2 separate regions of the Homo sapiens genome follow, and region 2 is linked to region 1. A link is an interaction called in ENCODE POLR2A ChIA-PET data of the cell type or tissue named here. Cell type or tissue: CD4-positive, alpha-beta T cell. All regions are shown on one strand. Links, peaks and the distances in the headings refer to the core of each region. The heading gives the core; the rest is flanking DNA.

Evidence for each region. ChIA-PET counts read pairs that join two places held together with the same protein. Peaks named below come from ENCODE experiments on the same cell type or tissue, not always from the same donor. Only the 100,000 strongest peaks of a DNase experiment are listed, where the experiment ranks them.
Region 2: POLR2A ChIA-PET joins it to region 1 with 6 read pairs; 12 of 35 experiments call an interaction of 5 or more read pairs at or near these places.

The regions. Positions count from the first base shown.
Region 1 is chr19:5,811,096-5,815,472 of GRCh38, forward strand. All of the region lies in intron 1 of NRTN (neurturin), which reads left to right. Among named protein-coding and RNA genes, the nearest start is that of NRTN, 8.2 kb to the left of the region's middle. In CD4-positive, alpha-beta T cell, for the core only: no CTCF peak of the experiment used is centred there; no DNase peak of the experiment used is centred there.
Region 2 is chr19:5,695,859-5,700,235 of GRCh38, forward strand. It overlaps LONP1 (lon peptidase 1, mitochondrial), which reads right to left. Exons shown (of 18, transcript NM_004793.4): 10 at 3,169-3,347; 11 at 812-899; 12 at 391-513; 13 at 196-312. Among named protein-coding and RNA genes, the nearest start is that of RPL36, 7.8 kb to the left of the region's middle. RefSeq lists an enhancer at 3,113-3,212. In CD4-positive, alpha-beta T cell, for the core only: no CTCF peak of the experiment used is centred there; DNase peaks (open chromatin) are centred at 793 and 2,303.

The DNA.
Region 1 (4,377 bases), core at 112-4,111:
GGGTGTAGTGGCGTGCACCTGTAATCCCAGCTACTCAGGAGGCTGAGGCAGGAGAACCGCTTGAACCCCAGAGGTGGGGTTGCAGTGAGCCGAGATCGTGCAACTGCACTCCACAGCGAGACTTTTGTCTTGAAAAAAAGAAAAAAATAGAGGTTTTGCAGCCATTGATTGGATAATAAAAGAAAAAAGAATATGGAGGGAGGAGTGTTGGAAGTGAGTCTTTGAGGAATGAGTAGGAGTTTGCTGACCACCTGTGTTCAAATCCCAGCTCAGCCACTTAGGTTGTTTGAATCTGAGCAAGTTACTTCACTTCTCTGGACCTCAGTTTTCCACCTACCAAATGGGGATAAAATAGTCCATACCTTGATACAAGTTACTACATGTAAAGTGCTTAGAATGGCACTAATAGTGTTGTTCATGAGTGTTAGTTTCAGTTATTATTACTATTATTATTAGAGACGGAGTCTCGCCCTGTCGCCTAGGCTGGAGTGCACTGGCGCGATCTTGGCTCACTGCAACCTCCATGTCCTTGGTTCAAGTGATTCTCCTGCCTGATCCTCCTGAGTAGCTGGGACTGGTGGAGTGCACCACCACACCCGGCTAATTTGTTTTTTGTTTTTTTTTTTTGTATTTTCAGTAGAGATGGAGTTTCACCATGTTAGCCAGGCTGGTCTCGAACTCCTGGCCTAAAGTGATCCACCTGCCTTGGCCTCCCAAAGTGCTGGGATTACAGCTGTGAGCCACCGCACCCGGCCCAGTTATTATTATTATTATTTTATTTATTTATTTTTTTGAGACAGAGTTCGCTCTGTTGCCCAGGCTGGAGTACAGTGGCGCGATCTTGGCCCACTGCAAGCTCCGCCTCTTGGGTTCACGCCATTCTCCTGCCTCAGCCTCCCAAGTAGCTGGGACTACAGGCGCCCAATACCACGCCCAGCCAATTTTTTTTGTATTTTTAGTAGAGACAGGGTTTCACCATGTTATCCAAGATGGTCTCGATCTCCTGACCTCGTGATCCACCCGCCTCGGCCTCCTAAGTGCTGGGATTACAGGTGTGAGCCACCGTGCCGGGCCCAGTTATTATTATTATTATTATTATTTTACCACTATTATTATCATGAAGGAGCCACCATACTCCTCCCCAGAAACCACTATCCCTGACCATCCATCCCTCAGCTTCACTTTGGCAAAGACAGACCCAGAGTCCCTCAAGACAAGCTCATGTGCTGGGACTTGATGCCCAGGGTAGCAGGAAGCCAGCGATAGTTCTAGCAGTTGGGCAGCACTCAGCTTCTGTGCTGGGGGAAGAAGAGGAGAGGCTGGACCTCTTTCTCCGGCAGACCTGGAAGGGGCGGCTGGGGGTGTCTGTGTCTGCACCCCCTGACACATGAAGCCACCCCTAGGTTGGCCTCTGGCCCCCGCAGACGCAGTATCGGAACCAGCTGTGCTTGCCAGATGTTCCTGGTTTGCCCCCAGATGTGTGTCGCCAGTTCGAGGCTGTCCTGGCTGCCTCATCCCTCCCATGGGGTGGGCCCAGGCCCTGGGGCCCTCTGAGGGAGGGGGCACATTTTTGTGGGCTGTGGAATTTGTTTTGTGTTTTGCAGAATCACTGAGTCTTGCCTTGAGAGGCCCAGACCCCTGGCCAAGTCTTGCCCCTCATGGGGCCTCAGTTTCTCCACCAGTGGAACCTCAGGGAACTCCTAGGGGCGATCTAGGAACAGGAGACCAGGAGGCTGCCCTAGGAACAGGCCCAGCTGTGAGCCCTCGAGCTATCAGCACTTGGGGAAAACAGAGGCACAGGCGCGCGAACACATGTATGCCGCGGCGTTCACACACACAGGCACTTCCCCACTGGCATGTTCTGGCTTCACGGCCTGGCATCCTCTACCCATGGGCAGTGGCAAGAGCACAAGAGCCACTTGGTCAAGCTCTTCCAGGTCCTCTCTGGCTTTCCTACAGTGCTGGGTGGCACCCTTCGTGCCCTATTGAAGATGGGAGGCCAGGCATGGTGGCTCACACCTGTAATCACAGCACTTTGGGAGGCAAAGAAGGGAGGATCGCTTGAGGCCAGGAGTTCGAGACCAGCCTGGGTAACATGGCGAGACTTTGTCTCTATTAAAAAAAATTTTTTTTAATTTAAAAAAAAAAACAGATGGAGGCTGGGCACAGTGGTTCATGCCTATAATTCCAGCACTTTGGGAGGCAGAGGCGGGCGGATCACCTGAAGTGAGGAGTTTGAGACCAGCCTGGCCAACATGGTGAAACCCTGTCTCTACTAAAAAATATAAAAGTTTGGCCAGGCGCGGTGGCTCACGCCTGTAATCCCAGCACTTTGGGAGGCCGAAGCGAGCGGATCACTTGAGGTCAGGAGTTTTAGACCAGTCTGGCCAACATGGTGGAACCTCGTTTCTAATAAAAATACAAAAAAATTAACCAGGCATGGTGGCTTATGGCTGTAATCCTACCTACTCGGGAGGCTGAGGCAGGAAAATTGCTTGAACCTGGGAGGCGGAGGTTGCAGTGAGCTGTGATCATGCCACTGCACTCCAGCCTCCAGCTTGGGCAACAGAGCAAGACTCCGTCTGAAAAAAAAAAAAAGCCAGGCATGGTGGCGCACACCTGTAGTCCCAGTTACTCGGGAGGCTGAGACAGGAGAATCGCTTGAACTCGGGAGCCAGAGGTTGCAGTGAGCTGAGATCGCACTGCTGCACTCCAACCTGTGTGACAGAGTGAGACTCTGTCTCAAAAGACAAAATACAAAAATTAGCCAGGCATGGTGACAGGCATCTGTAGTCCCAGCTGCTTGGGAGGCTGAGGCAGGAGAATGGCTTGAACCTGAGAAGCAGAGGTTGCAATCAGCTGAGATAACACCATTGCGCTCCAGCCTGGGCAACAGAGCCAGACTCCGTCTCAAAAAATATATATATATATGGGGAAACTGAGTCACAGGAGGACCAGGAGTGAAACGGAGAGGAAGGAGAAGTGTATGCAGGGCAGCACCCCCACAGGCAAAAGTGTGCAGACTTGGGATCTGCAGCAAGCTCACCCCTCTGTAAACTGAATTCTCAAAGTCAGCCCTGTGCCCTGCAAAAACTCAGCCGAAGATGTCCCTCTAGAAACTCCCATCCAGCAAAGACAGTCATGGGCACAGACACCACGCTTACAGGGCTGGGCAAGAGGAAGGCACCCATGGCTGGGGGTGGCCAAGATGGGTAGCAGGGAAGGGTTTCTGGTGGAGGGGCTGTAGGAGCTAGGGCTTTCAGGGTAGAGTAGGAGTTTGCCAAATTAAGATAGGCCCCAATTCCAGGCCTCCCCAAGATTAGAAGAGATGCCTACATGGAGAGAGGGTCCCCCTCCCTTTCTTCATCTCTCAGGTGCTACTCTTTGAGATCGGGAGTTCTGTAGGACAGAGGCTTTTATCCCTGGGACTGGGTGTGCCCGGCAGGTGTCCCCTGGGGAGTTCGGTGGGAAGGGGAGTGGGGGTGCCAGGGCGTTGCCTGTGCATAAAGATAATGAGCAACATTTCCTGGCATCACCAAGGAAGGTGCCAGAAACACACACCCTTGCGCTGGCTGTCTGTTGCTTTGGTTGATTGGAAGGGCCTGCCTAGCTGTGTGACGTTGGGCTGCTCTTTGCCTCTCTCTGAGTCCATTTCCCTTCTTTCCCCTTCCTTCCCCAGCTGTGGGGATTGTGTGGCCTCCAGCTAAAAGTGGAGGTCTGTCCTAGGTCCTTCTTGCTGCACCTCACACTGCTACGCTCCCAGCCCCTCCAGGAAGGAAGGAGGCTTCCCTCCCTCCAGGCAATGCAGGTTCTCCAGGATTTCTACGTTTTCTCCAGGACTGGGAAGGGATCTCTAGCCAGGCCCTGCACAGGCAATGTAGACGGCACCTGGGATCCCTGCAGGGGTGGACACGGGCAGTGGTCAGGGCGGGGCCGTTCCCTCCTGAGTCCCCCGGCCCCATCTGCTTCCCCTCCTCTCACTCTCCTCCCACCGTGTCTGTGCGCCCTGGAATCTTTGCAGCTGTGGGCGTTGGTGGCGTGTTCACCTGTGCACCCCTGTGTGTGTGTGTGGCCAGGAGGAGGGTCTTGGGGACCTTGGCCAGAGCACAAATGACAATGGATGCTCTTGTGTGTGTCTCTGTGAGACCGGATTACCACGTGTGAGTGGGGAAAACCTGTGTGTGTAAGTGGGATCATGCTTGAGTGTGAGTGTGAAAACACCCTGGTTTTTCACTGTGGGGTTGTTCAAGTGTGTGTGTGTGTGTGCAAACACCAGCACGTGGATATAACGTTTCACCACAAGTGTGAAAGCACTCAAGTGTGTGAGTGTGATTTTTTTTTTTTTTTTTTTTTGGAGACGAAGTCTCGGTCTGTCAC
Region 2 (4,377 bases), core at 274-4,273, 120 kb before region 1:
CCCTGCGCCCACTCGCGCCACCTGCAGCTGCTCGCAAGCGTCTGGTGTGTCTCTCACGGCCCCATCTGCTCCTCGGCCGCAGGTCCCACCTGTCTCTCCCGGGCCCAGGAGCTCCCAGAGGCACGGCCTCTGCAGGCTCTGGGGGGCGCCCCCTGCTCTGGGAAGGGGACAGCAGTGGGGAGGGGCTGGGCTTACCTCCGCAATGGCCAGCTTCTCCTGGGCCACGTAGCCCGACACGTTGATCATCTCCATACGGTCTCGCAGCGGCTCGGGGATGGTGTCCGTGACGTTGGCCGTGCAGATGAACAGCACCTGGGGGCGGCGGCAAGGTGCTGGGGGACTGGCCGCTTACCCTCCCCAGCAAGCCCAGGCCCCAGACAGGCCCCCCACCTTGGACAAGTCCACGGGCACGTCCAGGTAGTGGTCCAGGAAGTTGGCATTCTGCTCTGGGTCCAGCAGCTCCAGCAGTGCCGACGACGGGTCCCCCTGGTAGCCTCGGCCGATCTTGTCCACCTGGGGCAGCAGACAGCAGGTGGTGCCCCTCGCCGTGCCCCTGGCCAGCCCGCCCAGTGGGGAGACCCCAGGGTCAGGGCTGGGGAGACCCCGAGTGAGAGCGGCACCCACACCCTGCCTTGGACGGGCAGCCTGCTGGGCGTGGCTGTGGGTGGGAGGGACCCGTCCGTGCCATCAGGGCCAGCATCACGGCGATGGCCCCTGAGTTGGCTCGGGGATCCTAGGACCCGGAAGGCTCGGCTTCATCTTGCACACGGCATTGCCGGGTTAGGGGGTCTCCGGGCCTCTCCGCACGCACCTCGTCGATGAGGATCAGGGGGTTCTCCGTCTTGGTCTTCTTCAAACACTGGATGATCTTCCCGGGCATGGCGCCCACGTAGGTCCGCCTGTGGGTGCACAGCGGGGTCAGAGGTCACTTGGTAGCCTGGCTCGGCCACAACGACACCATGCACCCTCCAGGGCCACAGGGGAGAGGCCACCTGGAGCCCCACAAGATGTGGCCATGATGTGGGAGGCGGAAATGCTGGCAGCCGCCGGATGTGTGGCACCTGCAGGCACGCTGGTCACTTGCCCTGACTCGCCAGCTCAGATTCTGGGGTCACTGATTCAAAGCCAGATCTCCCTCAGTCCCATCCCTCAGCTGACACCATGGTGAAAGCCAGACAGGCGCTGGCAGCAGAAGGCCCCCACTCCTCACTGAGGGACGCCAGGCACGCCTCAGCCCTCAAGGGCTGGGGTGATACTAGCCATGGCCAGCACTGGCTCTCAGGAGGGCTTCCTGCAAGCTCTGTGCTCTGCCCCAGCACAGGGGCCCGGCCCGCGACAGGGACAGAAGAATCCCAGGCCCCACGAGAGACAGTGAGGAAGGCTCTGTCTGTGGGATGAAGACACAGGGAGGCAGGGATGGAGGGACTGAGATGCCACTGGGATGTGTGTGACACTTTAAGTGTGCAGGGGGGTAAGGAGTGTCTTAGGGAGAGGCCCCGAGCAACGCACGTGAGGAGAGAGCCACGTGAGGGTCTGAGAGATGTGTTCCAGGCCCAGGACACAGCCCGTGCAAAGGCCCTGAAACAGGACCACGCCTGGTGTGTTAGAAGAACAGTGAGGAGGCCATGAGGCTGAGGCAGAGGGAGGAGGGGGGGAGAGAAGAGGGAGGAGAGGGGGAAGAGGGAGGAGATGGAGAGGGAAGGGGGTAGAGGGAGGGGGAGGAAGAAGAGAGGGAGAGAGAGGAGGGGGTGGGGCAGGTCATGCGGGGTCCTGTGGGCTGCAGTGAGAACTTGGGCTTTGACCGAGGAACGTGGGAGCCCTGGAGAGCTGGGGGCAAAGGAGGGTTTTGCTGCTGTTAATAACAACGATCCATCGCCCCGCAGCCAGTCTCCTGTCCTTGTCCTTGTCTCAGGAACCCAGAGACGTCAGCAGACGCCTGCCCTCCCCGCAGCCCCGCTACCTGGTGACTCCCTCCCAAGGCCAGAGGTGACCCAGGCTTGTTCAGAACCCCGCCAGGGTCTCTCCTCCGGCCCGCACCTCCAGCCATCCCTGAACCAGGCTCCAAGAGGCTTCGCGACCACTTCAAACCGCTTGCCCAGGAAGGACTGGGTGCCCCCCACCCCCACCCCTCCACCTTCACCCAGCTGCTCCTTCCTGCTCAGACCCCAGCCCAACCAAGGGCCTGCAGAACAGGTCCCCTGTCCTCCCCCTCACACCCCCCACCCCCTAGTCAATCTGGGACTCCCCAAAGCTGCACTGGCCCCACCTCCTCCAGCTCCTCCCAACTCCCGGCTGGTCAGAGTGGCCGCCCCCTGGGGACTGGACACTGCGCGGGCCAGCATGCTGTCACCCTTGCAGCGGGCGGGCAGATGCTAGGAAGGCCTGAGCCGGGAGGTCGGGAGCTGGGGATGTTTTTAGAGAAGGCAGAAATGTTCACTTTAAACCTGGACTCAAGTGAATGCCTTGCAGGATGGAAACACGTGGTGGACTCAGCAGATGCCTCACACTCGGCTCTCACTGAGGCTACGGTTTCCAAAGAACCGCTGTCTACAGAGGCTGGCGAGGAGGGAAGCCCCAGAAAAGCCGCGCCCGGCTGCCCACCCAAAGGGTCAGGTGGGAGGGCGCTGAACTCTGAGGGCCGTGGCCCCTGCTTCTGGGCCTGAGGCTGGCCGGGACGAGTGAGCCCACAGAGGCGCCAAGGTTTCTCTGGTGTGCGCGGCCCGGTCCTCACTGGAGACCGTCTCTCCTGACTCCAGCCCACAGGCTTCGGGGTGGGGGGTGGAGCCGACCCCACCCCTAGTCCTGGGGCATCAGCCACAGCCCACATAGACCAGCATCTGCACGGCAAACGCCGGCCCTGCAGCTCTGGCCCGGGCATTGCAGGTCCTATGCTGGAACTACCGGGGGTGTCTGCTGAGGGCCGGCCCGAGAAGTCTCTCTCCCAGGGGTCAAGCCATGGAGGTTCCTGCCAGCGCTGTTTGAGCACCTGGAATCAGCTGGGCCTGAAGTCCGCCACATGGCTGGACTTTTCAGTTACTCCAGCATGAGTGGAATCGGTTGCCCACAACCCGGATTGCTCTACCAGATGTTAAAGGGTGACCGGAGAAGACGAAGCCCGGCAGCACAGCTGAGGGGAGTGCGTGGGGAGAGCTGTCAGGCCAGGCCTACCTGTGGCCCTTGATCTCAGCCACGTCAGTCATGCCCCCGACGCTGAAGCGGAAGTACTCTCGGTTCAGGGCGCGGGCGATGGAGCGAGCAATGCTGGTCTTACCCACGCCAGGGGGGCCATAGAAGCAGAGGATCTTGCCCTGGGTGGAGCCGCGGAGCTGGCTAACGGCAATGAACTCCTGCAGACAGAGGCAGGTTCAGTGGGCACGTGAGCTGGGGAAGCCGGGGACCCGCGCATGACTCTCGCCACCTGCACACTGCCTTTCAGACGTCTGAGGGCTGCGAGAAGGGACCAGGATTGTCCGGGAGGCTGAGCACATCAGAGCTGCCACTGGCCACGGGGAGGGGCAGCCTGTGACAAGGGCTCCATTTAACAATTTAACACCAAAGGACAACTAGGTGCTAGGAGACCGCGGCCACCCGGCAGTGCCAGGCCCGTTCAGCAGTTCCCGGGACCCTGAAGACCGCAAATGCTCCACTCTCTCCGGTCCAACCCAGAGAAGCAGTCCACCAATGCCTCTGGCTCCTGTTTTTTTTTTTTTTTTTTTTGAGATGGAGTCTTGCTCTGTGGCCCAGGCTAGAGTGTACTGGTGCGATCTCATCTCACTGCAACCTCAGCCTCCTGGGTTCAAGCAATTCTCCTGCCTCAGCCTCCTGAGTAGCTGGGATTACAGGTGTGAGTCACCATGCCTGGCTACTTTTTTTGTATTTTTAGTAGAGGCGAGGTTTCACCATGTTGGTCAGGCTGGTCTCGAACTCCTGACCTTGTGATCCACCCGCCTCGGCCTCCCCAAGTGCTGGGATTACAGGTGTGAGCCACCATGCCCAGGCTCTGACTCCTGTTTTTTAACCTTTGACTCCCACCTGCCTGCCTGGTTTCCAATGTCTCAGGAGTGATATTTTAAAAATTAATTTAAAATTAATTAATTTTCAGACAAGGTCTCGCTCTGTCACCCAGGCTGGAGTGTAGTGGTGCATCACAGCTCACTGCAGCCTCCACCTCCCGGGCTCAAGCAGTCCTCCCACCTCAGCCTCCCAAGTAGCTGGGACTGCAGACACGCAACATCACACCAGGCTAATTAAAAAAAATTTTTTTTCCTTTTTGAGACGGAGTTTCACTCTTGTTGCCCAGGCTGGAGTGCAATGGCACGATCTGGGCTCACTGCAACCTCTGGCTCCTGGGTTCAAGCGATTCTCCTGCCTCAGCCT